2 separate regions of the Homo sapiens genome follow, and region 1 is linked to region 2. Evidence: chromatin contacts called from ENCODE Hi-C data. All regions are on one chromosome and are shown on one strand. Each heading gives the region's core, a stretch centred on a gene start or an enhancer-like site at or near the end of the contact. The rest is flanking DNA. Distances are from core to core; before and after follow the strand shown. Region 1 holds the start of SESN1 (sestrin 1). Region 2 overlaps CRYBG1 (crystallin beta-gamma domain containing 1).

Region 1 (2,700 bases), core at 90-2,589, 2.6 Mb after region 2:
AAAAAAACACTGGCTACATTTTCCAACAACATGTAAAAAGAAATATAAGGAAAAACAAGTATTTACTTGGAATTAACTGTAGTTTTCATATATTCTTCCAGGAGCAAAGCAGTTTCTGCCTAAAACTCTAGAAAAACACTACTTGTTTACTTACAGAACACTCTAAAGATGTAAACTCATAATAAAAGTTTACATAACAACCTAATAGAAACAAACACAACGTGAATAACGGCAAGTAAAATTTAACTGTAGTAGAGACATAGTTGTATTTAAAATGCTCTTCCTTACCTGGATGCTCTTCAGAATAAACTCACTTTTCTCTCTCACATCTTTGAAGGGACACCTCTTAGAAAGCATAAGCAGATGAGCAAGTAGCTTATTCAACCCATCCGAAGACTCGGTATTTGAAAGCCCGTCTGATGGACGATGAGGTGTTTCTTTCACCGAACGAAGATACTCGGTTTTCCTCAAAATGGTTTGCCTAATGTTTTCCAATGCTGTCTCCCTAGTAGTTGAATCTCTGCTGCAGAGTCCATCCCATCTCACTTCATTCTCTCCTTCAGCCATGACAATAGTTTTTCCTTTGCGGTCTTCAGTTACCTTTCAGCATGCCCCAAAAAAATTGCTTTGTATTTTTAAAATGAAAAATGTAAAAATAAAATCAGAGAAATCAAATCGTCATGAAAACACACATCTGGGTGACATTTGGAACCACTGGTGCCTTCAGCCGATCTACAAGCTAGGTCACCCTCTCACCCTCTCCTTGTACACGAAAGGGCAGTCTTCTTTCTGGAAAAACAAAGTTTGAAAGTTGCAACCTTGCAGCGCTGGCTTTGGTGGGCAGAGAATTTCGGGGAAGCGTTCTCCTCCGTCTCGCGGGGTCAGTGGATATCCTCACGTTGTGGAGCTGTCAAATCCGTGCTCTGCCCCAAAAGGCTGTTAACAGCTGAACGCCCTCCAGCCATTCGGGGCTTTTTTGTCTGTGCAGCCACCGGGTTCTCTCCGGCGTTCCCACCCCGCCCCTTCTCCGACACCAGTCCCCGCCCTCCGCAGCTCCTCCCAGCGCCTCAGCAGCCGGCCGGCGCCGGCAGGGAAGGCTCGCCGAACCCTGGCCCACTGGCCGCAGCGGCCGGAGGCTTGGGCGCTGTCGGAGGGCGGCAGTCTCGGGCAGCCGTAGTCTCGGCGGGCGGCGGTGAAAAAAAGCGTCCCCCAGCCCCGCCAATTCGGCACCCCCGGGAAGACGCTACTTCTCCGATCCCTGAGCCCTCGCCCACCACCGCCGAGCCAGAGGGCACAGGGCGGCCCTGGCAATCCTCGAGCGCCAGGCTGGGCCGCGGAGCTGGCGGGGCGGCGGGGCCCGAGGCGCAAAGCCCGCCCTTCGCCCAGCCCCATCGGTGGGGATCAGCCCAGAGGGCGGGAGCAGGGAGTGGAGACGGGGTCCTCACCCCCAGCCCCTCCCCTTTCTCCGCCCGGCACAAACCGGGAGCCGCCCCGGCCCCAGCGCCTTCTTCCCCGCCCAGGCAGACGCGACCCGCCGAGGCAAAGCCTTAGGAAAAAGCCCCGCCCTCTGGCAGGCTACCCTCCGGACCCCAAGTGCGCCGCGCGCGGCTGCCAGCCACTGCCGGCTGCTACGCATGCGTGACTGCGAACTGGGCCAAGCGCCCCCGGAGGCGCTAAGCTTGCGCCCTGAGGCGGTTTCCGTTCCCGGACGTTTGGACTCTGTCCTGGAGAAGGGGAAGGAAAAAGTAAGACGTAGAAGTACACTGAGACTTCGTCACACATAAAACAAGCACGACAAAGAAAGAGGGCGCGAAGGGACTCCTGGAAGAAATTGAGTCTACATTTAAGATCACCCTAAAAGTAGTGACGGCCTCTTCATTACTCCAAACCCCAGATTTAAGTCGGTAGGACGTCTTCGCGTTGACTTGTGGGGAATGTAGTTTCGATGCTGCCGGCGCGTTTTGTTTGCGACAGAAACTACAACCCCCAGGGGCCACCGCGACGTTGCCTGTGGGTGCCCGCGAACCAACGGTTAGCGGTGGCAGGGGCTGACTGAGAGCGTCTGCTTGGTAAGCACTGTAAGCTGGGTTGTCACCTTTCCTTGACAGGGTTTTTCCTTCCTCCATTTCCTCTGGGATTTTGGAGACAAAGCCATCTAGGGTGGCCTCCCTTAGTCCAAGGACTTTTTCCAGTGACTTGCGTGGGAAGGACTAGTCCAGCTGCCCAAGCGCGGGGTGTGGTGGGTGAGGCAAGGATTTGGGATCCTGATCCCAAGGGTCGCAGGGAGCGGCCTAAGTAAGGCCAAGAAGGAAGGATGCTGTGGAAACTGGAGCTTCGCGCTGCTGCCTCTGATTCCGCCCTTTTTTGTGGACACACGCGGGGTGGATTTGGGATCTCCGCGCATTTGCACCTTTGTTTGCCTTTGCTTAGGGATGTTCTGGGCTTTATTTGCTCAGTCAAATGAAATCCTAGGCAGGGCTTTGAAAGCAAGTTGTCAAATCCATCTCGTAAAAGAATCCCCAGTATTCCTAGATAGGAATTCTTGCAGGCTTTAAGGATACAGCAGGAAAAAGAAAGCAAAACCGTAAAAGTCTCCAAAACTTAGTCGACTTTTTCAAAAGATTCAGTCATTTGCTTAAAATTAGTTTGCTTTTAAAAAGTTATTATTTGAGAAAAGTCGAGGTTTGAACGGCCATCAGT
Region 2 (2,700 bases), core at 1-2,500:
ACGTACTCAATAAATTAGTTCATCCCTCATCCCTAGAGTTTCTTGGCTATATAATCTTCCGATCCCTCATATGCAAGCAAAACACCCATTAAAAATAGTTGGTAGTGTACTTAGGACTATTTAAAAATAGTTTCATTAAAAAACAAATGTGGCAGAGAATGGTGGCTCATGCCTGTAATCCCAGCACTTGGGGAGGCCAAGATGGGAGGATTGCTTGAAGCCAGGAGTTTGAGACCAGCCTGGGTGACATAGACCCCATTCTACAAAAAAATAAAAATAAAAAAATTAGTTGGGTGTGTGATATGTGCCTGTAGTCCCAGCTACCTGGGAGGCTGAAGCAGGAGGATTGCCTGAGCCCAGGAGTTCGAGGCTGCAGCAATCTATGATCACACTGCTGTACTCCAGTCTTGGCGACAGAGCAAGACCTTGTCTTAAAAACACATGTGTGCGCACACACACACACACATACACACACACACACACCACACTCCAAATGTTATATATCAGGGAGATGTTGGCTTTTCATAGTTTTATAATTAATTGGTTTGTGTGTTCACTTTTTAAAACTAGGTCAATAACTTTATCTTCCTGCTTTTTCCTCACAGCCCTGCCAAGCCCAAACATGTGGAACTAAATCTTAAAACCCCTAAGAATCTTGACAGTTTGGGAAATGAGCACAATCCATTTAGCCAGCCAGTTCACAAAGGCAACACTGCCACCAAAATCTCCTTATTTGAAAACAAACGGACAAACAGTAGCCCAAGACACACTGACATTCGAGGCCAAAGGAATACTCCTGCCTCTAGTAAAACGTTTGTTGGGAGGGCAAAGCTGAATTTAGCCAAAAAAGCCAAAGAAATGGAGCAACCTGAAAAGAAAGTAATGCCAAACAGTCCCCAGAATGGTGTGCTGGTTAAGGAAACTGCTATAGAAACCAAAGTTACCGTCTCGGAAGAAGAGATTCTGCCAGCAACCAGAGGAATGAATGGAGACTCTTCTGAGAATCAAGCTCTTGGTCCTCAGCCTAACCAAGATGATAAAGCAGATGTACAAACAGATGCTGGCTGCCTTTCAGAACCAGTGGCTTCTGCTCTGATTCCTGTCAAGGATCATAAGCTCTTAGAGAAGGAGGACTCAGAGGCTGCAGACAGCAAAAGCCTTGTACTTGAAAATGTAACCGATACAGCACAAGACATCCCCACCACTGTGGATACCAAAGATTTACCTCCAACGGCCATGCCAAAGCCACAGCATACATTTTCTGACTCACAGTCCCCTGCTGAGTCATCTCCTGGGCCTTCTCTTTCACTGTCTGCACCCGCTCCTGGGGATGTTCCCAAAGACACATGTGTTCAATCACCCATAAGCAGTTTCCCATGCACTGATCTAAAAGTGTCAGAAAACCATAAAGGATGTGTTTTGCCTGTGTCTCGTCAGAACAATGAGAAAATGCCACTTTTAGAACTTGGAGGAGAAACAACCCCTCCTTTGTCCACAGAGCGTAGTCCAGAAGCTGTGGGAAGTGAGTGTCCATCCAGAGTCCTCGTCCAGGTCAGGTCCTTCGTGCTCCCCGTGGAGAGCACCCAGGATGTGAGCTCCCAGGTCATCCCAGAGAGCTCTGAAGTTAGAGAAGTGCAGTTGCCAACTTGTCACAGTAATGAACCTGAAGTGGTTTCCGTTGCAAGTTGTGCTCCCCCACAAGAGGAAGTACTGGGCAATGAACACTCTCATTGCACAGCAGAGCTCGCGGCAAAATCTGGCCCACAAGTCATACCGCCAGCATCAGAGAAAACTCTGCCTATTCAGGCTCAAAGTCAGGGCAGCAGAACACCCCTGATGGCTGAATCCAGTCCCACCAACTCTCCCAGCAGCGGAAATCACTTAGCCACTCCTCAAAGGCCAGATCAGACTGTTACAAATGGCCAGGATAGCCCTGCCAGCCTTTTGAACATTTCTGCTGGTAGTGATGATAGTGTATTTGATTCTTCTTCTGATATGGAAAAATTCACTGAAATTATAAAACAGATGGATAGCGCAGTTTGTATGCCCATGAAAAGAAAGAAGGCCAGGATGCCAAACTCTCCTGCTCCTCACTTTGCCATGCCTCCTATTCACGAAGACCATTTAGAAAAGGTGTTTGATCCCAAAGTGTTTACCTTTGGTTTGGGGAAGAAGAAGGAAAGTCAGCCAGAAATGTCACCGGCTTTACATTTGATGCAGAACCTTGACACAAAATCCAAACTGAGACCCAAACGTGCATCTGCTGAACAGAGCGTCCTCTTCAAGTCCCTGCACACCAACACTAATGGGAACAGTGAGCCTCTGGTGATGCCGGAAATCAATGACAAAGAGAACAGGGACGTCACAAATGGTGGCATTAAGAGATCGAGACTAGAAAAAAGTGCACTTTTCTCAAGCTTGTTATCTTCTTTACCACAAGACAAAATCTTTTCTCCTTCTGTGACATCAGTCAACACTATGACCACGGCTTTCAGTACTTCTCAGAACGGTTCCCTATCTCAGTCTTCAGTGTCACAGCCCACGACTGAGGGTGCCCCGCCCTGTGGTTTGAACAAAGAACAGTCAAATCTTCTGCCCGACAACTCCTTAAAGGTCTTCAATTTCAACTCGTCAAGTACATCACACTCCAGTTTGAAAAGTCCAAGCCACATGGAAAAATACCCGCAAAAAGAGAAAACC

The links. Hi-C counts contacts between places; a loop is a spot of excess contacts on that map. Pooled maps may share reads with other maps.
Region 1: a loop to region 2 is called in a map of naive thymus-derived CD4-positive, alpha-beta T cell, with 11 times the contacts of the local background. The contact joins the promoter of SESN1 here to the enhancer-like site in region 2. A Hi-C loop is called at or near these places in 2 of 168 maps with a recorded cell type or tissue (both naive thymus-derived CD4-positive, alpha-beta T cell), 1 of 37 single-sample maps with no recorded cell type and 9 of 50 pooled maps.

What each region holds. Positions count from the first base shown.
Region 1 is chr6:109,093,507-109,096,206 of GRCh38, forward strand. SESN1 (sestrin 1) reads right to left here and starts at 1,340. Exons shown (of 10, transcript NM_014454.3): 1 at 289-1,340. The coding sequence starts at 567. It overlaps CEP57L1 (centrosomal protein 57 like 1), which reads left to right and starts at 2,001. Exons shown (of 11, transcript NM_001271852.3): 1 at 2,001-2,069. RefSeq lists enhancers at 708-857, 1,728-1,987 and a silencer at 968-1,667.
Region 2 is chr6:106,518,526-106,521,225 of GRCh38, forward strand. It overlaps CRYBG1 (crystallin beta-gamma domain containing 1), which reads left to right. Exons shown (of 22, transcript NM_001371242.2): 4 at 606-2,700. Among named protein-coding and RNA genes, the nearest start is that of RTN4IP1, 110 kb to the right of the region's middle. RefSeq lists enhancers at 740-1,939, 1,162-1,651, 2,392-2,441. Within about 2 kb of position 1,251, at least 24 of the 41 ENCODE cell types and tissues checked have a DNase peak (open chromatin) inside an H3K27ac peak, as active enhancers do.